Regions from separate parts of the Homo sapiens genome. Here region 2 is linked to region 1. A link is a loop called in an ENCODE intact Hi-C map of the cell type or tissue named here. Cell type or tissue: Calu3. All regions are shown on one strand. Links, peaks and the distances in the headings refer to the core of each region. The heading gives the core; the rest is flanking DNA.

Region 1 (13,048 bases), core at 2,511-10,510:
TGCCGTGCACGTGTTTGCATACCGTCACACCCAGAAGTTAAGACCCATCATCTGTGAGTGCCAGGACCTGGAGGGGGAGAGCAGGTTTCCAGCCAACTAATAAAGCCGGTAGATGTAAGCTGCCTGGCATCCCCAAACAGGTGGAGCTGCTGTGGGGGCCTCCGCGAGCAGGGAGGCAGAAGTGGGGGTTGATTTGCTAGTAACTGAGGCAGGAGGCAGTCATCCACAGGTGTCCCAGTCGGTGTTGATTCCACGCAACCTGCTCGCCTACTCTCACTATCTGGAGACGTAGGTAAAATACTGCTCATTAAAAGCAAACACAGGGAGTGGAGCTAAGCTATTAGGCAATGCTGGAACTTGACAATTTAGGATAAGTCAAAATCCTTAGAGACAAGACCAGTTTGGCATTTAGGAAGATCAGGAGTCATTTTCGACGAGCAGGGGGTGCACTGTTTTAGCTGCTAGAGCTTTGACGCTGGTAAGCTTGACTTCCCGGCACAGCTCCCTCCTAAGAGCAGTTCAGTCGATAAAGGGACCCGTCTGGAGCAATTGCAAATGCGCTTGGCTCTAATTTCAATAATCAGTGTGAAACCTTGATCCAGCATGTGTTGAATGCAATGCAGTTTTCTTTTTCTTCTCTAGGAAGCAGATGGGAACTGTTACAACAAAAACAGCCAAAGGAAAAAGAAAGCCTGTTGTTTTGCTGCCCCTGCAAGTAAGTGGGAAGCAGTTTCCTGCTTTCTCCAGAGATGTTTGGAAGAAAATAGGATGTTCTAGGACATAAGTCTGAAAAGGTAAACAAGCCATTTAATTAACTGAACCACTTCAAAGCAAAAAAACAGGGAAAGGGTGGGATTAAGTACAAATCAATACAAACTATAGAAATATGAGATTCTTATCGACATAGTGTTTCCTCCCAAATTTTATACTGGCCTCTGCCCCCTCCCATCACCAACTACTCCAACATAAAGGTGCCTTCTCCCAGGCAGGAGCCATTTTATTGCTTTAAACCGGTGTGTGCAATCCCTTTAGACTTTGGTTTCAGAGGGCCCATGGCAGGTGTGCCTCTGAATCCTGGGACCTAAAACCTTCTTAGTATTATTTGAACTGTGCCTTGCACAGTGGCTTCCATTATTTAGTAAGTTCCTTCTGACTTGATTGTGGGGATCACGAAGATGAACTGCTACCATTTTATTTAGTTATTTTACCTGTTCCCAGGCGATGCAGATAGGCAGTAAAACTAATTAAATCAACACTCTCCATTACCACTCTTGCTATTTCCCCAGAATAAGTTGTCACTCTCTCTAAGAAAAAGAATTTTTTCCCCAAGGCTGTTTTAAAATGATAATACAACCTCTGCTACAAACGCAGGAGGGCTGGCAATAAGATGTGCAAACCTACCTTTCTAAATTTAATTAAACTCATGTAGCAAGGATGTCTTTTGGAGCCATAGTTTTCTATTGGGTTCAGGCATATTTAGGCATATTTGGAGAATTTGCAGGGAGGAATCTCTTTGCAGAGCAGAGCAAATGGCCTTCTCTCACAGTCAGCTGTCCCAAAGAGGAAGGGCCCAAAGGACCCCTGGCAAGTGAGGAAGCAGCTATGGGTTGAGAAGCTTAACCTGATAGCAAAGCCTTGGAGGGGGAGACAGTCCTTAATCTTTTTGGCTCATAGACCCCTTTGAGAACCTGCTGAAAGTATTGGTATTGGACCCTGTCCAATACCACAGAAAACATTTACCTATGCATTTGCAACACTCAATTTCTTATACCACACCAGATGTATTCTCAGATTCCAGCAAACCCATCTGTGGATCACCACTGATGGTTCTGTGGACTCAGGGAAACACTTTCCTTAGAGTTTCTGCTTCTCAAGAATTAACTGGAAATAGCTCAGCATCCCTACCCTGTCTCCAGCCCACTTCCCTGGATGCAGGTCTGGTCCTGGACAGAAAGGAGGCCACTGTTCTCAATTCAGTAGCACTGGCCACCAAGTGACACTGCTTTGGCCTCCTGTGTCTGGATTCATTCCAAGGAGAAAGATTTGGTCTCCCCCACTTCACCTCAGGCACTCGTAGGACAGCCACCAGAAGTGGACATCTATGCCCAGCAGAGAGGTGGGACAGTGCACGTGCCATGGAGGTGCCACACATGTGGAACACTTCTGGGAGAACCCACCAAAGCCTGGGGAGCTGGGGACTCACCCAGGCAAGGGCACCTGCACCAAGCCAACCAAATGTGAGTATAATGGTACAGTGATCTCATTTGTACATTATACCTGATAATTACCTCCTTTACATCATTATTTGGGATTTGGTACTGGACAATGTTAGTCTAAGATACAGGGGCATTTCTGGAGTAAAGTTCTTTCAAAACTTCAGTTTATTACAACTAATTATTTTTTTAGCATTTATTTATTTCATATTGTCATGACGGTTAAACACTGAAAGCATCCCTTGAGGCAGACATCTCCGAACACAACTCTGAGAAGGGTGGTGGAGTAAGTGGCTGTGTTTCCAAGGTGAGAATACTGAAGGGCTAGGCATGTAGATAAGTGTGTTGGAGGGGATGGGAGTGGGAGGCAGTCTTGGATAATACATGCAGATGTTCCCCCTGGTCCAGTGGTAGGAAGCTGCACTGACTTGCTGAATCTTAGGAATATATCTGCACCCAAAAGCAGGCTCAGTACTTGAGAGATTGTTGTCTTTTTGCTTCTATATTCATGTATTTACCTCTTCTAGTCTACTGGCATTTTGTTTCTTTCAATGTATTGAACTACCTTATAAAGGTGTTGGCAAAAAACAGAATTACAACAAAATTATTAGAATCTATGCTTTCCATATAATGGTGGGGGATGTTGCAGGGGTGCTGCTATCAATATCTTAAATAGAACAAATTAATATTCAATGACTAAAATAGAACAAATTTAGACTCTACTTTAGGTCACCTGTAAACTTGAGCAAGTCAGTTAACCCGTCCTGTTCCCTTAGACGCAAAATAGGATTTCAGCTAGATTATCTCTAATGTACATTCTGTTGAAAAATATTATTCATGCCTGTAATCCCAGCACTTTGGAAGGCCAAGGTAGGAGGATCACTTGAGCCTAGAAGTTTTGAAACCAGCCTGGGAAACATAGGAAGACTCTGTCTCTACAGAAAATTTTAAAATCAGCCAGTTGAGCATACCTATAGCCCCAGCTGCTCAGGAGGCTGGGGTGGGAGGATCACTTGAGTCTGGGAGGTCAAGGTTGCTGTGAGTCATGATCCTATCACTGCACTCCAGCCTGAGCAACAGAGTAAGACCTTGTCTCAGAAAAAAATAGTACTGTAGATATAACCATGATCATAATACCTTGATTTTGTATGGATCTTTGATACTCACAGAGCACTTTCTTTACTTTAATGTAGCTTATTTAGTGGTTGAGAACATAGGTTCTGGAGGCAGACTGCCTGTCTGGAACTTCTGGTTCCACCACCTACTGTGTGGCCTACAGCAAAGTATTAACCTCTCTGTGCCTTGGTTTCCTCATCTGTAAGTGACAATAATAATTCCTTCCTCATAGGATTGATATGAGGATTAAATGAATTGTCGCATACAATGAGCTTAGAACAATGCATGGTATATCACAACTGCTCAATAAATATAAATGTTAATTGTATTTATTTAAAAACTTAATATGTGAGTTGGTGCTTTCTTTTAATTTTTCATTTGATTTACCTCTTTTGCTTTTTTCTTATACATCTTTTTTACTCCATTTAATCTCTTGTGAAATAATTTAATATGGTCAACAAATTTGAATTTGTGATGGCCAACTTAAGGGCATCCTTTAGTTGTGTGCTGAGATACTGTTTAAAGCTGATACTCATTGAGATGTCATTTGAAACTATTCTTTTCTCCCACTTGTACCAGTCATATGTCTCCAAGTGTCTTAAGTAGTTTATTTTGCTCATAAATAGAATCCATCCAATAGTTCAACTTATTTATGGAACCCACCGACTCTTCCATGAAGGTAAGATGGCTAAGCACCTATAAAGTGACATTTAAGGGTCACTAAGAAGCTGCCTATTTCAAATAGGTCCCACTAACCACCTCATCCTTCTATCGGCATCAGTGTTTCTTTCTCTTCCTATTTTGTCTGAAACAAACACTGTGACTGCTTTGGTGACTAAGGTATAACTTACTGCTTTGGGGCAATAGGGAAGGTACTGCTTCTAGAAAGTACAAGCACTGTACACACAACATTTACTTTTCAAGGCATTTTAATGTGATTATTCTCATATGCACCTTCCAATGCACCTGAAGGACCAGGTAATCTTATCACAATCTACAGATGAGGAAACAGAGAAGCTGAGAGGTGGCCAAAATTACAAACATACTTATTGACTTGCTGAGCAATTAATAAGTGCTCAGCTTGGTCTTCTTTGGGGGCTTAAAATAGAAGACCTACATTTAGAGGAGTTTACAATTTAACTTTCTTTTTTTCCCTTGGAGGTTAGGAATTGTGTTTAAAATTTCTAGATTTCTAGATTAGCTGTTGCCTTGAAAAACAGAGAGAACCTACGACAGAGAACAAGAAACCAAAAACAGCTGAGTTTCAGAAAGAAAGTGAAATGGAAGAAGATACCAGTACATGATTCAAATGATCGAAACAGCCAACAGTGATGGTCTTTAGTAATGCAGAACTAAGATGAAAAAGCAGCTGAGGAAAAATGGGCCCTGAATGCAGGGTTAGATTCCCGATAATTCACTGAAAATAAGTAAAACCAACAGTGGTCAGTTTGTCCTGGGACCAGCCCTAGATCTCACACAGCCCATGATATTATAAAGACAAGGATCTCTAGATGCTGAATTACACATAGCAACTGGAACTTCCTCATTCTGAGTGGAGGATCAGATGAGGGCGTATTCATCATCAGGAAAACTGCTCCCTGATATTGTCATAAAGTCGTGTGAGATTTTATTTATTTATTTTTTACAGTTTCAGGGCTGCAAAAGCTATGAAGACATTTTAGTTCCACTCTCTTTCAAAAATTAGCAATTTATATTGCACCCTTATTTACCATTTGATTTATTTTCTCTGGCTTTCCTGCCTCATCTCGCTCCAGATCCTCTTGAGCACCTGCTTCACATCACACATTATTTCTCAAGAATATCTTGTTTAGTGCATGTCCTGCCTAGCAGTCATTTCCCCTAATTACTAATGCTGGTAATCAGCACCTGGCCATCACCTGAGACTTCCATCTCCCCATCTGTGTAGTGTAGGTATGCCTAGGCCACCACTGGCTACATTGGGTATGTGATCCAAGTTCATGCTGCTAAACTGGAGCTTGAGAAATGGAGAGAATTAGGGATCCTTCATTGGGCAGTGGTGTCCTGAAAGCATTTCCCACTAGTTGTTGTCTCTAGATCCCTGAAACTGTCCTTCCCAAGACCCAGCCTCTCATCTTTTCTTAGATTCTGTAAGTAGTTCTGTCTTCTCCTACCAATAAATTCCCATTTCCCTTTGTGCTAGCCAGGATCAATTTCTATAGCTTACATCCAAGAATTCATAACTGATACAGTGCTTCAGACACATCAGAGCAAAAAAAAATTGCTTTCCCTGTAACCATTAAGCTTTAATATGTTTAAAAATCCAAGACCTTTTGCTATGTTGAGAGACAATATGTCATATAATGAGTAAGAAGCATGCGCCCTTCCTGGTTTGAATCCAAGTTTCATCCCTCACTGTCAGTTGAGGGCACATAACCTCTCTGGTCCTCAGTTTTTCCCTCTGATAATAATAGTTTCTACCTCATTGAAGTCTTAAAGGTCTAAATGATCTAATAGGATCTTTGTATGTATTTAGTACAGCTAGTACAGAATCTAGGACTTAATAAGCTCTCAATAAGAGCATCCATTATATTTCTTGCTCTCCATATCCAGTAAGTTCATATTAAATCAGGATGAATAGGCTAAGCGTTCAGAATTTGAATAATTTCCTTTCAAGCCACTACACCAACATATTGTGTGATTTCTGTGTTGCCTCCATCTTTTTGCTATAAAATGAAGTAGAACAGATGGATTGTGAGATAATGAGTGTATAAAGCACTATGAAATCCTTAGATAAAAGGGGCCCCTGAGCATCATTATCACATGACAAGAAATCGACTGTTACTTTAGGTCAGGTTTTATATTTTTAATATATTTTAAACGCATTTCTGGGTCAACATGTGAGATGAGGAAAACAAGTGGTGTTTGAACAGAAGCTCATGAACAGTGGTATAATTACTTCCTGACCTGCACTGCCTTACTGTAGTCAACTGACTGCACAAAGAGTTTGAAAAACAAAAATCCTAATTTTTCTGAGGTTTACAATTTTTGGGACCTAGTTCTGATAAATAAGGCCATGCCAAGTCTACTTCTGTGACTTGGATAGGCTCAAGCACTTGTAAGTAAATCATAGAACATTCAGCTATTCATTTTTTAATAAACATCAAGCCAGAATCAGTATCCTTTCTCAATAGAGCTGTTTTTAGAGTATCTCAAAATTCCTTGATACTTCCAAGGACACCAACATCATCTAATTTGTGAATTGCAAAGATTATCTCCCTTTCAGTCATTACGGGGAATATAATAAAAATAACCATAATTATGCCCAATGAATGATAGACAATTCCATGGGTAGCATGGTTTGGAATTGAACCTGGATTTTAGTTGTCTCTGGCACTCATTAGCTATGTGACTTTGACAAATTACTTACATTATTTTTTTTAGTTAAACAAGATAACACATAATTTATAAGCTACTGTGTGAAAAACATCTAACCCAATATCTAGCACATAATACATATTTCTTCTCCTTAGGGCCCTGAGATAAAAGATTCTATAACCTTGGTGCAATCCTAGAGCCCTCAGGTTTTCAGGTTATTCTCTTGAGGGTTAAACTGAGTTTATAAGAACATAGGAGAGTGGTAATTTTCCTATCTGCTCCTGAGATCTCCAACGGAATTAACAGGAACTCCTGAAACTGTTTTCTTTCTCAAATTACCCACATAGGAAGTCTATATAGTAATGAGAAATAATGGGACTGAAAACGGGACCCAGGTAAACTTCTATTCCTAAATCTGCTATCAACATCTGCCGGCCAGGACGCAAGCAAACTCACAGCTTTCTGGTGCCCCCTGGAGGCTACCAACACTGTGCCTCATAATGCAAGGAACTTGTCTCTAAGGGCAAAAAAGGGAAATTCGGTCTCACTCCTACACATGTTAAAGTAAAAAAAAATAAAAAATAAAAAAATATAAAAAAATAGGAAACTTCACTACACTAAGCATTTGAAATATATTGACATTTGTAATTTTTACTACAGTCTATAAGATTGTTAAAATTATCATACCCATTTCTAGATGAAGAAGGCCAAAACCCAGAGAGGTTTACTAAGTTCACAGTGTCCCACAGTTAAATGAGTAATAGAGCTAGAATTCAAACCCAAATAGCCTGATCTAAAGCTAGACATATTAGCCATTATTTTATACCTTTAATATGGACATAGTAACCATTACTTTATAACCTTATACTTTTTACGTAGTCTTTGGATACTTTGGTTTGTATCTAAAGACTAAGTGCTAATACCTTGGAAAGTCACAAAAATATAAGGATTGGCCTATGCTTTTTACCAAAGTGTTAAACGTGTTGAAATTTCTCAGCATATTCCATGTATATAATAAATTAGGTACTAATTTTTGTTTCTTTTATTTCTGGCATATCATGTTCTGTGTATTTTTTCCCATAAAAACTAAGTAAAACAAAACAAAACAAAAAATTTTCTCAAGCTTTTGTCGTCTGATACTAAATTCATTTTTATTTTCTCATATAGAGTAGTTATCTTTATTTCTATGCTCATTAACATTCTATGTCTGAATCCTTTAGAAGAAATAATAACAAATATTGCAGACAAGGTCATAAAAATGATATTCCAGAGAAAGGCAAATCAAAACCACAATGAGACATCACTTCAAATGCGTCAGCATGGCTACTATTAAAAAAAGAGAAAATAACAAGTGTTGGTGAGGATGTGGAGAAATCGGAATCCTTATGCACTGCAGGTGGGATGTAAAGTGACATACCTGCTATGAAAAACAATTTGTCAGTTCCTCAAAAATTAAAAAATAGAAATACCATATGATCTAGCAACTCCACTTCTGGGTATATATATCCAAAAGAATTGAAAACAGGAACACAAACATATATGTATACCCATATGCATAGCAACATTATTCACAATAGCCAAAAGGTGAAAGCAACCCATATCCTTTGATGGGTGAATGGATAAACAAAATGTGGTTTATGTATACAAATGTATACACACATACATACACACACTGAAATATTATTAAGCCTTGCAAATTAAGGAAATTCTAACACATGCTACAACATGCATAAACCCTTAAAGACATTATGCTAAGTGAAATAAGCCAGTCACAAAAAGACAAATACTGTATGATTCTTCAAGTAAGGGTACTTGGAGTACTCAAATTCATACAGAAAGTAGAATGTTAGTTGCCCAGGGTTGGGCACAGAGAAAAATGGAGAATTATTGTATAATGGATACAGAGTTTCAATTGTATAAGATGAAAAATTCTGGAGAGGGATGGTGATGATGGCTGTACAACAATGTCATTGTATTTAATGCCTTTGAACTATACATTTAAAAATAGAATGGTAAATTTTATGTTATATATTTTACCATAATATTTTAAAATAAATTAATTAAGAAGACTGTTTTTTATCTTTTAAGTTCAGGGGTACATGTGCAGGTTTGTTTTATAGGTAAACTTGTATCCTGGGGGTTTGTTGTACAGATTATTTCATCACCCATGTATTTAGCCTACTACCCTTAGTTTTTTTCCTGATCCTCTCCCTCCTCCCACCCTCCACCCGCTGATAGAACCCAGTGTCTGTTGTTCCCCTTTGTGTCTATGTGCCCTCATCATTTAGCTCCCACTTATAAGCAAGAACATGGGTAATTTGGTTTCCTGTTTCTACATTAGTTTGTTAAGGATAATAGCCTCCAGCTTCAGCCATGTCCCTGCAAAGGACATGGTCTTTCTTTTTTATGGCTGCAGAGTATTCCATAGTATATATGTACCACATTTTCTTTACCCAGTCTATCATTGATGGACATTTAAGTTGATTCCATGTCTTTGCTATTGTGAATAGTGCTGCAGTGGGCATATGTGTTCATGTGTCTTTACAACAGAACAAATTATATTCCTTTGGGTATATACCTAGTAATGGGATTGCTGGGTCAAATGGTATTTCTGTCTTTAGGTCTTTGAGGTCATTGCCACACTGTCTTCCACATTGGCTTAACTAATTTACACTCCCACTAACAGTGTATAAGCGTTCCTTTTTCTCCACAACCTCACCAGCACCAGTTATTTTTTGACTTTTTAATAATAGCCACTCTGACCCTTAGATAGTATCTCATTGTGGTTTTGATTTGCATTTCTCTAATGATCAGTGATGTTGAGCTTTTTTTCATTGATTGTTGGCTGCATGTGTGTTTTCTTTTGAAAAGTGTCTGTTCATGTTCTTTGCCTACTTTTTCAGGGAGTTGTTTATTTTTTTCTTGTAAATTTGTTTGAGTTTCTTATAGATGCTGGATATTAGACCCTTGTCTGATATATAGTTTGCAAAAATTGTCTGCTATTCTGCAAGTTGCCTGTTTACTCTGTTGATACCTTCTTTTGCTGTGCAGAAGTTCTTAAGTTTAATTAGATCCCATTTGTCAATTTTTGTTTTGTTGCAATTGCTTTTGGCATCTTCGTCATGAGATCTTTGCCCATGCCTATGTCCTGAATGGTATTTCCTAAGTTATCTTCCAGGGTTTGTATGGTTTTGGGTTTTACATTTAAGTCTTTAATCCATCTTGAGTTAATTTTTGTACATGGTATAAGGAAGGGGTCAAGTTTAAATCTTCTGCATATGGCTAGCCAGTTATCCCAGCACCATTTATTGAACAGGGAATCCTTTCACCGTTGCTTGTTTTTGTCAGGTTTGTTGAAGATCAAATAGTTGCAGCATGTGGTGTTATTTCTGGGTTTTCTATTAACTGTAGTTAATACCACAATGGGCAATAGATCTCTTGAACTTATTCCTCCTACCTAACTGAAATTTTGTGTCCTTTGACAAACAGCTCCCCAGTACCCCTCCCCTCCAGCGTAAAAATGTTCACAATAACATTTTTAGGTAATCACCATTTTACTCTCTGTTTCAATGAGTTAGACTTTTTAATACTCTACATGTAAGTAAGTATTCAGCTTTCTGCATCCAGCTTATTTCAATCAACCTAATATCCTCCTAATTCATCCATGTTGTCACAAATGACAGGATTTTCTTCTTTTTAAAGGCTGAATAGTATTCCATTGTGCATATATACCACATTTTCTTATCCATTCACCTATTAATAAACACTTAGGTTGATACCATATTTTGCCTATTGTGACTAATCCTGCAATAAACATGGGAGTGCAGATATCACTTCAATATACTGATTTCATATTCTTTGAACATATACCCAGCAATGAGATTGTTAGATAATATGGTAGCTCTATTTTTAATTTTTAAAGGAACCTTCATACTATTTTCTGTAACGGCTGTGCTACTTTATATTCCCACCAACAGTATGCAAGTGTTCCCTTTTCTCCACATCCTTACCAATACTTTCTATCTTTTGTCTTTTATGTTTGTTTGTTTTCAAGAGACAAGGTCTCATTCCATGGCCCAGGTTGGAGTACAGTGGCATGATTATGGCTCACTGCAGCCTTGAACTCCTAGGCCCAAGCAATCCTCCTGCCTCAGCCTCCCAAGTAGCTAGGACTACAGGCACATGCCACGATGCCTAGGTAATTCTTTTGTCTTTTTGATAATAACCATTCTAACAGGTATGATGTAATATCTCATTGTTTTAATTTGCATTTCCCTGATGATTAGTAATGTTGAGCATTTTTTTCATATACTTGTTGGTCTTTCATATGTCTTTCTTTGAGAAATTTCTATTCAGGTGCTTAGCCCATTTTTTAATTGGATTTTTCATTTTCTTGCTATTGATCTGTTTGAGTTCCTTATATATTTTGGATATTAACCCCTTAACGGATTTATCGTTTACAAATATTTTTTCCCATTCTGTAAGTTCTCTCTTCACTCTGTTGATTGTTTCCTTTGCTGCACAGAAGATTTTTTGGTTTGATGCAACCCCCAACAGTCTATTTTTGCTTTTGTTATCTGTGCAAACATGTTACATGTTAGGGATCATATCCAAAAAAAATCTGTCTAGACCAAGGTCATGGAGCTTTTCCCCTATGTTTACTTCTAATAGCTTTACAGTTTCAGGTCTTACATTTAAATCCTTAATCTGTTTTGAGCTGATTTTTGCATATGGTGTGAGATAAGGATCTAGTTTCATTCTTCTGCATGTGGATATCTAGTTTTCCTCGGACTGTTTATTGAATAAACTGTTCTTTCCCCATTGTGTGTTCTTGGCATCTTTGTCAAAAATCAATTGACCATAAATGCATGGATTTATTTCTAGGCTCTCTATTCAGTTCCATTAATCTGTGTCTGCTTTTATGTCAGTACCATGCTGTGTTAATTATTATAACTTTAATTATCTATTTTTGTGAAACACAATCTTATGGTTTAAAACCACATGATTTGTTATTTCTTATGATCCTGTGAGTCAAGAATTTGCATGGCTCACCTGGCTTGTTCTGCATGACATGATGTCAGCTACTGAACCTGCATTTATCTGGAATCTGGACTGGGGCTGACATCTGAGATGCTCTTCCACCCCTAGCATTTCTCTCCTTGTAGCCACTAATCATTTATTAGTCCAGCCTATACTTCCTTATAGCATGGTGGCAGGGATCCAAAGGAAAAAAAAGCGGAGGTTGCCAGAACTCTTAAGAACTTGTCTTAGAAGTCCTAGAATATTATTATTTTCAGCACATCTTATTTGTAAGACTCAAGGGGAGAAAAAGTAGACTCAGCTTCTTGATGTGAGGGGCAACATACAAGAGTGGGGGAATTGCCAGCAGCTATATTTGGAGATTTTCTACCACAATAACATTTTTAGGAGATTATTTTATTTAAATTTTTTTTATTATTTTAGATTCAGGGAATACTTGTACAGATTTGTTACATGGGTATATTGTATGATGCTGAGGTTTGAGCTCCTAATGATCCCATTGCCCAAGCAATGAACATGATACCTGATAGATAGTTTTTCAAGCCTTTTCTCCCTCTCTCCTTTCCCCCTTCTGGGATCCCTGGTGTCTATTGTTTTTACCTTTGTGTTCATGTGTACCCAATGTTTAGCTCCCACTTAGAAGTGAAAATATGTAGTATTTAGTCTTCTGTTTCTGCATCAATTTACTCAGAATAACTGCCTCCAGCTGCATCGATGCTGCTGCAAAGTACATGACTTTGTTCTTTTTTATGGCTGCATAGTATTTCATGGTGTCATATGTACCACATTTTCTTTATCCATTTCATCATTGATGGACACCTGGGTTGATTCCATGTCTTTGCTATTATGAATAGTGCTGTGATAAATATGCAAATACATGTGTCTTTTTGGTAGAACAATTTATTATCTTTGGGTATATACCCAGTAATGGGATTGCTGAGTCAAATGGTAATTCTCTTTTTATTTCCTTGAGAAATCTCCAAACTATTTTCCACAGGGGCTGAACTAATTTACATTCCCACCAACAGTGTATAAGTGTTCTCTTTTCTCTGCAACATTGCTAACACCCGTTATCATTATTATTATTTTTTTTTACTTTTTAATATAAGCCATTCTAACTTGTGTGAGGTAGTATCTCATTGTGGCTTTTATTTGTATCTCTCTCATGATTAGTGATGGTCTCTATTTTTTTCATATTTCTTGGCCACTTATATGTCTGCTTTTGAAAAATATCTGTTCATGTCCTTTGCCCACTTTTTAATAGGGTTGTTTGTTTCTTGTTGATTTGTTTAAGTTCCTTATAGATTCTTGATATTAGGCTT
Region 2 (13,048 bases), core at 2,336-10,335, 160 kb before region 1:
TTATGGCTGGAATATAAGTATAAGATAAAATATGCAAAGGATCATTGGAACAAATGGAAAAGTCTTTCTGTGACATAAGGATTCCAGAATTTGTGAGACGCTATGACAGGGTTCTAAGTAGAATTTGTGAACTGTTCGTATATGTGTTCTAGAGAGATCATTCTTGCAAAGTATGGCAAAGGCTTGGCAAAGGTGAGCAAGGAAACCATTCAGGAGGCTATTACAGAGGTACATGGAAGAGATGATAAAGGTCACAGTGTAGCCATCGAGTAGAAGGAACAGAACTATAAGATGTGAGGAAAGTGATTCCTATCAAATCACTGATTAAATGAGGGTTGAGGGAAGAGGAGGAAAGTCTGTAACATCCTTTCAGTTTTCATCTCCCATGAGTCAATTATTCCAAGACTGTTAGATTACATACTGAAACCTCTCAATTCAAGGAAGGATTTTCATAAACACACTTAATGGAAATATATTTTTAGATCTTGACAGATATAATGGCATATTGTTTTGAATTCATTGCTTTTCAACTTTGGAGTCATTCTCTTTTTAAAGGGAGCCCTATAATCATAGTGCAGAATGAGTCAGGTATTAAAGTTAATTTGTCATTTAGAAGACATACCGTAGGCAAGTAAATAGGTACTATAAAGACACCCTGAATCATGTGGTGCTCTGTTAAAAGGCAAAAACAATCCATTGGTGCTTACATTCAGAAATTCCATGAGGTAGGTCAATATAAATACCCAGGAGACTCTGAGAGCCAGAAACAAGAGCAGCCTCTAAACAGTATCCACATAACCTGAAGACAGAACTCATGCTAATGTTTTCCTTTTTTACTCTGGGCACATTTGTTACTTATCCTACCATAAGCACTGTCTTTACATCATTCCATTACTTTCTGCCAAATGTCTTGAAGGTATCTCTCTTTTATCCCATGCCATTGATTCCAGCCCACTGTAAGCTGGCTGCCACCCAGAACATACCAATAAGGTACTTCTGGCAAAGGTCACCAATGTCTTCCTAATTTCCAAATCCAGTGGATGTGTGTCACTCCTCATCTTACTTGACCTTTATGCTATGTTATGAAACTCTCCTCATTTGCTCTCTGTGTGTGACATCAGGACTGCCCTGATTTTCCTTCACCTCTGTCTCCCTTGTCACTGTCAGGTCCATGGGCTCCTCTTTCAAACACTACACTCTCCCTGGGTCATTTCATTTATACATATGGCATCTATATATAGGTGGTGTTCATTCTTCTGGCCTGAGTCATGCCCCTATGTTTCAGAAATGGAAATCTAACTGTCTTTTGGACATCTACACCTGGTTGTCCCTCAGGCAACTCAAATTCAACATATCCAAAACTGAACCCCTTCTTTCTTCTCCTCTGCATTCCTCGGTAGGCATATGTAGGTTTTCCTACTTACCTCATGCATACTTCCCCACTCCATGCCTTCTAAGCCACCTTTAGTCCTCCAGATATGTTGTACTCATTATAAACTCTGAGTCTTTGCACATGCTCAGAGGCCTTCCTGATACACATATGAAATATATATTTTCTTCATCTGGCTGAATTTTATGGAACTTTCAGGCCTTTGTGAAGGTGTTGCCTCCTTCAGAAAACTTTCCTGCCCCTAGACTCATGTTGTTCGATGCCCGTCTTTCTTTTGTCATTTTATAGTATTTTATACTGCATTGCAGCAGTTCTCAGTGGCTTAGGGAGTGAGAGGATAGGTGGTAGGAGGATTATTTTGCCCTCCCCACCCCACCAGGGACTTTTGACAATGTCTGGAGATATTTTTTGTTATAACAAGGGGTTAGGATGCTAGTGGCATCTAGTAGGTAGAGGCCAGGGATGCTGCCTACATCCCTATAATATTCTACAGTGCATAGCACCCCACAACACTGAATTATTCAGTTCAAAATGTCATTAATGCCAAGGTTGAAAAACTCTGCTCTAATGTAATTACCTACTTATTTTTCTGTTTCTCCCAGTAGACTATAAGCTTTTGGAAAACAGGGACTATGTCTTCTTCAACAATGTGTACACAACAAGTAGCAGGTTGTTTGGCACATGGCAGATGCTCGGTAAATATGAATGTATGAACTGAGTGGGTATGTTGATGGATGGTTTGAATGGTTTTTCATTCTGGCCCAGAGAGAAAATGTATAATTTATATGTGGACTGAGGGCAGTAAGATCTGAGGTTTCACTCCTGAAATGGCCCTGCTGCCAGTTCCACTGTTTGAGATACTGATCATGGGGATAGTAGGAAGACTGAAACTATGGATGTGTGTCTCTATTTTGTTGTCTATTTAAGGATATATAATTGTATTTATTTAGATATTTACCTGTATTACTTGCTGAGTGAGGTATAACTATGTACATGTTTGTATCCATTGCTAGTAACCACTAATAGGTCTGAGTACCTATTATATGCAAAATATTTTAGCATGCTGTTATGGGAAAACAAAGTTTGGTTTAAATTCTGGCTTAGTTTGAAAACTGAGCCATATAACCCTAAGCAAGAATCTTAGCCTCACTAATCTTCAGTATTCTCAACTAATAAGCATAGAGTTGTTTTGATGATTACATAAATGAAAATATATAAAGTACTTAATATATAGCAAGTCCTCAATAAATGTTACTTCCTTCTGCCTCTTCTCCAAACTCTCTATATTAGTTAGAAATTGCATTTGACACAGAAGCACAGCCCTGATAATAATGGCTTAAATTGATAGTTTATTTTTCTCCCACATAAAAGAAGTCTGGAGGTCTGAAATACAGGATTGCTTTGATGACTCCTCAGAGTCATTAAGAAATCCCAGCCCTTTTTAGCCTCAACATTTTACTATGCCTAAAGTGTGACCGTGGTACTCAAAATGCCTGTCATGTCTATGTGGCAAGCAGCAGACTATAGGACAGGGTGAAGAAGGTCATGCCTCCTCTCTTTGAAAGAACCTTCCAGGTGGATCACCTGAGGTCAGGAGTTTGAGACCAGCCTGACCAACATGGTGAAACCCCCGTCTCTACTAAAAATGCAAAATTAGCCAGGCGAGATGGCTCATGCCTGTAATCCCAGATAATCAGCAGGCTGAGGCAGGAGAATCGCTTGAACCCAGGAGGCAGAGGTTGCAGTGAACTGAGACTGCATGACTGCACTCCAGCCTGGGCAATAACAGCGAAACTCCATCTCAAAAAACAACAACAACAAAAAATATTGGTTTCTTAATGACAAAACTACCATGATAACATAAGATGTTGACATTAGCAGAAATGAGGTAAGGAGTATATGAGAACCCTCTGTTTACTATCTTTGTAATTTTTCTATAAATTTAAAATTATTCCAAATTACAAAGTTTATTTTTAAAATGCAAATTACTGGCACACATTGAAAACTTGTTAATTTTTGTAGGGCATTATCTATAGTGGATGCATTTGAGTATAATCTCCATGTGTGTAGGGACTTTGTCTAACTTGTTCCTTGATGTCTCCTCAAGAACTAAAGGAGTACCTAAGGATAATACCGGGGAAGAGAGCGCACACTCAAAAAACCCCATCTGATCTGTTTCTGAGTTATCGTGCATGCTCAGTGTATTATTCTGTAAATTGTTATAGCATCCTGACTAGCAGCTCTCCATTTCATAGTCCAGGAGAATCAGCATACTTTTTCTCCATAATTTTCCTAATGGAACATTTTATGAAATATAAGTCCTGGAGGAGCTGGTAACCAACTGCTAGACACTTTATTAGAAAAATAAGGGTCTGTAGCACTAATGCTAATCTAAGGAAATTAAAGTCTTTTTATAATCCTGTGAGATTAATAGATCAGGGGTTGAAAACTGCACAGTTCTAATTTTCTATAAATTAGTCTTTTCTCTCTATTAGTGTAAAAAATATCTAATGAGAAAAGTACTTGATTTAAAAACCAGCCTCACCACTTACTACCGAAGTGGTTATGAGGAAGTTTTAAAATCTCTCTAAGCCTAAATTTGCTAGCAAACTTGGAGTAGTGAGACTTTACAAGGCATATGTACAGTCCTCTATTAATGAAAATACAGGATAGTTTACTATAACAAGAGCACAATAATAAAGTGGTTTTCATAAGACAGAGGCTTGTTTCTGTCTCACCTAACAATTCAGAAATGGTATTACAGCTTATCGGGAGCCCAGTCTACTCCATGTTGTTGCTTAGGCACTTCTGGTGTGCACTTCCACATTCCAGATTACAGGAAGGAAAAAAGGAGGAAACACACCTTTCTAAGGGCATGACCTGGAAGTTATCACTTCTACTCATATCCCATTGGCCAGAACCCAGTCATGTGGTCCCAGCTAGCTGCAAGGAATTCTGGGAAATGCTTTCTGTATCTGGGAAGCAATTTGCTGAGCTCATACTTCTGATATTTTGGAGATTGGAAAGACAACTAGCAGTGCCTACCATAAGTACCTAGAGTAGTGCCTTACATGGAATAAATGCTCACCAAATGACATTCTCATTAAATCATCTGGAAGATAATTAGTGTGAAAGGAATAGGTAAGGAGAAACGTTTTACCAGCTATGACTTTTAAATCACTCAGAATTAAAGATAGACCTTCCTAGGAAACTATGTTTGCATTTGAAAATTTGCTCATCTTCTTGTAAATTAAAACACAGCTTTACAAAAAATAAGATCTTCTATTCAGCCTGAGGAAAATAAGCTGCAGAAGTAATTTTTTTAACTGTACTTGTTTTTATATGTAACAACTAGTTTCCCTTCTAGTTCAGGAAACTCTAGTAGAATTAGAAGGAACCATGCTTGGTAAAAAAGGAAAGATACAAAGTAAACTGTTACTTATTTTTAATGTAGAAATTCTTTTGTTGCACAGTTGTAAATTCTGTAATCATAATTTTGCTCCTGTCTACTCTTTGCATGGATTCAGTTTCAAGCTTTTGCCATAATTTGTATTTACATACATGGGACTGCACCTTTAAGGATCTATTTCCATTTTTCTTGGTTTGGTTTAATTATTTCCTAAGGATATTTACAGTAACCTGCTGAACTTGGACAGTTTCATTCCAGGGAAAGTAGTTTATACTGAACCCCATTCATGCTAACCTTGCCTAGGACATTCTTACATTCCATAGGCCACAACTCCAGGTTGTCAGCCCCTCATGTGATTTGTCAGACCACACTGCTCCCTAGCTGGCAGCTCGACAGAGTTCAGTTGGCCCTGCTCTTTGCAATGTGACGGATGAACATGATACCAGCTATATTAGTTTGCTTGGGCAGCTGTAACAAAATGCCATAGACTTGCTTAACAAATTTTTCATAGTTCTGAAGACTGAGAAGTCCAAGAACAAGTCTTCAGGCAATTCAGTTTCTGGTGAGGGCTCTTTTCCTGGCTTGCAGATGCCCCCTTCTCACTGTGTGCTCCAATGTTAAGAGAGTGCTCTGATATCTCTTTCTACTTATAAGGGAACTAGCCCTATTAGATTAGGGCCCACCTTTATTACCTCATTTGACCTTTATCACGTTCTTACCTGGCCTCCTGGCCTGTCTACAAATACAGTCACGTTGGTGGTTAGGACTTTAAAATATGAATTATGGGGGTAAGGGGGACATAAATACTCAGTCCATAACACTGGTCTTTCTTTCATTTATTATGATACCCACAAAGAGTGAGTGTTTTTTCTAGTATTTTCCCTATGCCATTCTGGGCAACCTGCCTAAAGTTTTCTATGGTGGAAGATTACGTTAGTGGCTTCCTAAACTCTCTTTTTCTAATGAGATCTCTGGTTTAATGGCAGTGTTTGGACCCACAGAATACCCTGGGAGTTATAAGATGTTAAGAAATTAAAATGTGATAAAATGATGTTTGTAGAGCACTCTGCACTTTTCTTGCTTACATTATTTATTTAATCCTCATGGTAATTTGGTGAAAATGATTGGGATGGTGCAGTGGCTCTATTTTATATATTAGAAAATTGAAGTTTGGAATGTTCAATATTTCTCTAAGGTCTTAGGACTAATAGTTGATTAACACTGAGATTCCATTCCAGGCCTTCAAATTTCTAAACCACATTAAACCAAATATGAGCTGAATTTGGCTCTGGAGCCACTAAAATTTGGTTTCAATCCAAGTTCTGTCACTTATTAACAGTAAGTGGGCAAGTTACTTAACTCACTAAAATTTCTCAATCTTCTCTGTGACATGCAAATAATAGAGTCCACCTTATAGTGTTCTAATGAAAATCAAATTATATAATGCATAGAAATAACAAAACATCTGCTACATAGAAAATTGTTCAAAATTGTTGGTTATTATTTTTAAGCACATATCAAATCCTATTCATTAAATTTAACTCTGAATTTATGTTTTATTGGACTTTAGGATAAAGTGTTATTTAAATTATATGAGCTATTGACAGATCTCCAAACACTTTACAAGTTTATAAATGTTATAAAATTTATGATATGGATTTTATTGAGATATGAGCATCTTAATGATCAACATTTGTGCACATTTATTTATATATTTATTCATGTATATATTCATGCCTGGTCAAGCAACAGATTAAAGCAATTAACAATTAGCAGATATTTTAAACAGCTGTCAGTTATACTTTAAGCAAGCCAGTGGGATTTTTTAGTTATCTAACTTTGGTATGAGGTCATTTAGTTATCTAGTTTTAGATTGAGGTCATTTTGTTCTCATTAATAAAAGAAGCTGAGTTTGGTATTCTTAGTTTTTATCTCACACCAGTAAGCCAGTAACACTCAGTATATGCTAATAATTATGATTAAAGAAATATTAAGGAAACAAAGATTTAGCTGCTTGAAATTTGGTATACTGAAAAGCCTAATTAATAAAATTTTCAGTTTTTCTCCACATTAGCCAGGATTTAATCTCCATCAAAATACATATTTTTCTATTAGTCTAATTCTACAAACCCAACATAAGAGGTCATTGTCACACAGTCTTATGTCAACCATAATGACTGGAAGGTGCTCTCCTAGTGTTCCCAGATTTGTCAGGTAATTTACTGTGTATGTCAGGATAAAGTAACAACACATATTTTAATTTGTTTTGCACATCATTCCTGATTCTCATATGGAAATAATTAGGGAATTTCATGCACTTCTAGATTTAATATGAGTGTGTGTTTATGGATATATAAGTAAGAGAATGTTCAGATTTCATAGAGGAGGTCAAATAAGCTTTTCTCAGGTAGAAGAAACTATACCAAACCAAGAGTTAACACACTTGATGCAAAGTTTATTAGCAATGTAAATGTCATTACCTCTGATTCGTGATCAGCTGAACAAACAGTGAAGGGCCACTGTGACTTTCAAGCTTTAGGAACAGAATCTAATGACCTTAAAAGGCAAAAGAACTGTTTCCCACTAGGTATGGATGGAAGTGATTCAATTCTGAGCATCATCATGATTGGCAATTAATAATGCAAATGACTTGTGTTGATCCAAAATGGTTCTCAGTATCTGGGCAAGGCAACTATGAATGTGTATATGAGTGAGGTAGATTATAACAAAATTATTTTCATTCTATGCCTCATAGTCTCAGAGTGACTGTATACACATAGGCACCACACACATCCTCTAACCATCTTGATTTGAGAGGGCAAGATGAATGTGCCTACTACATTAGTTTGCTTTTGTGTATAATTGTTACAGTTTTAAGATATGGCTTAACTTGTAGTGTGTACTCAGAAAGGAGAGTTACTCATTACCTTGTACATAACTCATTTATTGCCCTTGTAACATATTTGTTTTCTTTTCCCAACTACCTCTTAAGAGCAGGGACCCTGTCTTCGTTAGAATGAACACAGGCACTGGTTCATAGTAGATGCTTAAGAAATATTTGAATGAATTTATAAATGAATTAGAGCTTCTGAATGGAAGTCTATAGTACTTAAATGTGCAACATACATAAATATAAACATTATCCAAAGAATCTATCAATGTGTATATGGATGCACAAACACACATATACATCCCACGTTCAGAGTACTGTCACTAGTTGAGGAAAGTGATTAATGTCTAAGGTGCCTAGCCAACAATAATAGCATATGATTATGTAATTAAGTAATAAGTAATTGTGAAGGAAGGAAAAACTATTTAGATACTTACTGATTGCTTAATATAAAAAATGGATATATGTTAGCTTAAAAACATTATGAGAGTTAAATATATCAGCCTATGAAAAATAACAGAAAAGCAAACACATTGACACTTATTCATAGTCATCAGTATTTTTTTTTAGTAAAGACAGCACAAACCACTAAACAATTAGTTTATTCATTGTTTTCCTTACTGTGGCCATAACTAGTATTCATATTAGTAATTTATTAGGAATACTGACACATAATTATCCAAACTTTTGTAAAAAGCGATTATAGTTTTTTTCTGATAAGAAAAAGAAAATTTTCAATTTATAAGGTTTTAATAAGCCCTTAAATTATTTTTCCCCAAGATTAATAATTATAAAGGAGCATAGGTCCACTTATCACATTTTCTACCAGAAATATACTGGGCATGCATGGGCAATGTTTCTCTTTAAAGTAGATGCTGACACTATATAATTAGAGAATTACAATAATGGGTCTTACAGAAGAAAAGGAACCATATTCATATATACTTTTTGGCATACACTATTAGAGAAACTTTATGTTTCAGTGTGAGATTTATATATCTGATACATAATCAACTTTATATCAAGTATTCTCTAATGAGTTCTAATGAACTAGAAGTAGCTTTAAATGGAAAAAATATTATTCTAGCATCTCAGAAAATAGTTTTGGCTTATTCCCTATTAATTTTGACCTTAAAAAAATAAGATCCCTTTAGTCCACCTGGGCCTGGGTGGCCTGCTTATTTTCTCATAGAGGGTTCTAAAGCTTCTTGGAAAGTCTTAGGTTTTACTCTATTAGCCCAATGTTACAGGGCTCTTCTCCATGCCACAAATATTCATTTGCAGATAATGATACTTTCTACTGCCTCAATATATTTTTATATCCAGTTTTCTCCTGGATTCCTTATATCTTATCTGAGGAATGCTTAAAGCCGTCTGTTGTGAGATTTTCCTCAAACTTTCTCTAGCAAAAGGACCGGTTTTTATCATAACATACTTAATTAACACCTTGATCAAGGAGGCAAACAGTGCAGCAGAGATTCCTGGAACAAGATGATCAATTGGACTTACCCTGTGTTTGTTGAACTGCCTGAATTTTATAAGCCCATGTGGATATGGCTTAGAGCTGAGATCCAAACAGCTCCTGCTTCCTGGTCTCTTCCCTGAATTACATCTCTGTATTATCGGTATCTCTTGCCACCAGTTTTCTCTGAAGTCATTATAGACTATATAGAATTTATGAATCATGTTCAAATTTGTTAGTCATTAAATATTTGTCCAGAACTGGGTATATGATTGTGCACTTATAGAAAGATGCTCACAGTATAATGCAGTAACTACGGTGATGTGGAATATAGGTATTACAGGAACAAAGTGAAGGAATACTTCATCCAACCTTAGTGAGTCAAAAAGATACTTCCTCTCTTAAAAATGCATAGAAATAGTCAGATTTATGACCATGTAGGCCATGTTAGTGTAAATGACATGATGAAGGTGAAGCTCCATGGGCATGGGTACCCCAACTGTCTTGTTTAGGCCACATTCCCAACATCACGCATAGATGTGGCTCATAGGCCCTAACCCTCAGGACATATGTGTCAAATGGATAAATGGAAAAAAAGGATTCTAAGTAGAGGAGTAATGTGGTTCACTTTTGATTTTTAGATACGTTGATCTGGCAGCGGCATGGGAGATGGATCCAAAGAGATTAAAACTGGAGTGAAGGAGTCCAGTAATGATGTGAAGAGATGAGGGTCTGAACTAGGACAGAAGTCAGTCACAGGGATGGATTTGAGACGTTTTGGAGGGTTACACATGTAAGACCTGGTAACTGTGTGCCTGTGGGAAGAAAAGGAGAGGTACGGGGCAAGTGTTGTGCCAGAGTTGCCATCGTCTAACTTAAAGAATACAAGGAGAGGAGTTATCTAAGGGAAGAAACAAGTTAAAGTTTTTATGCAACATATTATCATTTAAATGTATTCCAACTTTTACTTTTAAAATGAACCCTTGAGGAAATTCTAATAGATTTTTAATGAAAATCTTGTAGCACTTTAAAATTTTTAACTATCCCATGGGCATTATACCAGCACTGGGTCAAGAATATAAACTAAAAACATGGGTACCTCCCTTTAAAAAAAAACAAAAGTCTTTTAAGAATACCAAAACACTTGGGCATAACTACCACTTATTCTTCATGCAGAAATTTTGGTAGAGAGAGAACTATATTAATTCTTTCCTCCCTTTTGCTTTCTTTTTTTTCTTGATATTCTTCCCCTGGGTCTGGCATTCTGCAGTAAAGTAGGTAGAATCAGCTACCACATGGAGCCTCACTCCCAGACAAGTGGCCTTTGAAAGCTTCTCCTGTAGGAAGAAAAGCTTTCCAAGGAAAGGAGCAATGCTTGCAGGCCAATGAGAATTCCAAATAAATAGCATTTCGACTTCTGCTTCTCAATCTGGTTTTAACATTTGGTGAGGGGCAAAACAAACCCAACCAAAGTGCTATCATTCATTTGAACTTAAAGTTCAAATAATGTTACATTTAATTTGTAATCAGATCATTATAACTATAGTTGAAATATATAATTCTGGTATAGTGAAGATTTGTACGAAATCTTGTTTTTATTTTTTTCTCACTTTTTGGCACTGACTCTCTTCTTCTTCTACATATATGTTTTATTATCACAGGATGAGTAATTTTATTGTCATATCGCAGAGCGAATTCTCCCAGCCCAAATAAATTTGGCTTTCAGCGTGGTTCTGGGACATCCAGTTGGCAATACCCAGGAGGTATCTGCATATACAGAGCTGAGGCCTGGGGCAGAGGCCTGAGCTCTGAGTAGCAGTCATTGGCAGAGAGATAATACCCTGAGAGGCAAGCAGACCATCCAGAGAGGGTAGAGGGCCACCAGCAGAAGACCGATGTTGGTACCTGAGCAGCATCAACATACACAGAAACGAAAGAAGGGCAGTTCTAAAAAGAGAAAGCAATTTGATTAGAGAGACTGGAGGAGGGCCTGGAGAGAGAAATATCCTAGAAGGCAGGGCTTTAAGAAGTTCAAGAAGGAAGGAGTGAGAGAGCAAGGGAAGCAAGGAGCTTCTCTCCTTAGGTAAAGCCCTTCCCCCCTAACATCCCTCCTTCCTTCCCTAACTCTTCAGAATCTTAAGAGAAGGCAGTAGTTAGTTGTTGTTGTGTCCATACTTATAAATGTTCACAATCTATGCTATGTGAAGAATATAATTTCTTCAATGTACAAGTATGACTTCAGATTAACTTCCTTAGTATTGCTTCCATCTAGTTAGTTTCTAGGCTTTGTGGCTTTTAATGGTCTTTTCCTGTAAGTAGCTACAGTTGATTTGACTGTAATGCCAGTGCTTCAATATTCATTATTTTAGTAGTTACCCAGCAGATTTTATCATTGTTTATTCAGAGATATTTTTTAGCCCACGCTGCTCCTTATTCAGGATAAAGCAGATAAATATCTTGCTCAGAGCCAAACAGGGATACTTTAGATTCTGCTTCCATAGACTTTGTACTTTGTTGTTTGCACTGGCTCCTAAAAATATTGAGAAGGATAAACAGAAAAGTTCATTTAATTGTACTGAGTTCATTTATTGTTCTGAGCAAGTACAATACTCCCTATCTGATTAGTATCACTTCTGATCTGTATTTTAACCACAGAAAGGTACAGTTTTGTTTTTCCCCAAATAGATTGTGGTTTACCTATATTTTCCCTATTGTAAAATGCAGTTTATGTGCAGGATTCAAACCCCTTAATTCAGGCCTGAGTCATACTTCTATCATCACCCTCAAATTGTTAATTTTTATTTGCCCGTTCCTCATGAGTAAAGATTTTGTTACGGATCTTAAACAGCATTATAGTAAAGGAGTGATTTTGAAAGTCATTCCTTTGGGTTCACAAGGATACCCTTCTGTGGAAAGAGAAAATGAAATAGATATTATAATAATAATGCTATACTTTTTATCAAGTTATGTCAGAACTCATAATTAACCTTATTTTTATGGCATTTTGGTGAGTTTGTTTTTATTCTAGTTCTCGTATTCACAGAGACTGAAATGTAAAAAAAATTAAGACTTTATCCAAAGCCACATAGGCATTAGATCTGAGTAACTTTGGCACTGCTGACACACAACTTGTCTTTTTCCTCTGAGCTTACTTAAAATACTTATGAAGCCTTGAAAGCTTTCTCATCCGTTTTTTATTTTTCCCTTACAGAGTATTGATTTCTATTTTTTTAACTTCAAAAATTCACATAGCACAATTGTTAAAAAGTTCAAAAGTAACTTTCTTAAATTTAGCTTTTAATCTAAATTTTTTATTTTTAAAAAGACCTAACTTTACAGCACATGACATAACTAATAAATAAAACAAACAAATATTCATCAATATTGAGCAAAATGATAAATTTTACTTTTGAAAAGTTTGTTTTCAAGAAAAACTGAACCTATCCTTTAGTTTTTTGTTTTTTTGGTTTTTCTTTTTTCCTGATAGCTGCTGGCCTCACAAAGTATTGTTAGCATATCAGTTTGGTGTTTTGGCAAAATAAAAATTAAAAATTATACTATTCCTTTCATCCAAGTCTAGGTGCTATTGCTTAAAATTTTTCTTCCAGAATTTTTCATGTGAAATTCTTGGAGATTGAGAAAAGATAATAATTCAGATCTATTAATAAAGATTAATTGCTGCTAGAGATATACTGTGAAATGCATATGCAACGTCTGAAAAGATATGTTACAGAAGATATGAATTCGCCATTCCTAAGTCACTTTCTTCAACTTTAAAGTATCAACATTTATTAGGTTAACATTAAATACTTGAGAGCAGATTCTTGAAATATTGACTAAATCTGAATTCTTGCTATAAGATTTGAAATATCTGAAAATCAAATATAATTGGGAAAA

What was found. Peaks named below come from ENCODE experiments on the same cell type or tissue, not always from the same donor. Only the 100,000 strongest peaks of a DNase experiment are listed, where the experiment ranks them.
Region 2: it touches region 1 in a loop (7-fold over the local background); 3 of 110 quality-filtered maps call a loop at or near these places.

Annotation. Positions count from the first base shown.
Region 1 is chr2:179,416,343-179,429,390 of GRCh38, reverse strand. No RefSeq gene overlaps it. Among named protein-coding and RNA genes, the nearest start is that of SESTD1, 160 kb to the right of the region's middle. RefSeq lists an enhancer at 1-159. In Calu3, for the core only: a CTCF peak has its summit at 7,164 (motif pointing left); a DNase peak (open chromatin) is centred at 7,150.
Region 2 is chr2:179,573,012-179,586,059 of GRCh38, reverse strand. The region is part of intron 3 of ZNF385B (zinc finger protein 385B); the gene reads left to right. Among named protein-coding and RNA genes, the nearest start is that of MIR1258, 280 kb to the left of the region's middle. In Calu3, for the core only: no CTCF peak of the experiment used is centred there; DNase peaks (open chromatin) are centred at 5,169 and 6,099.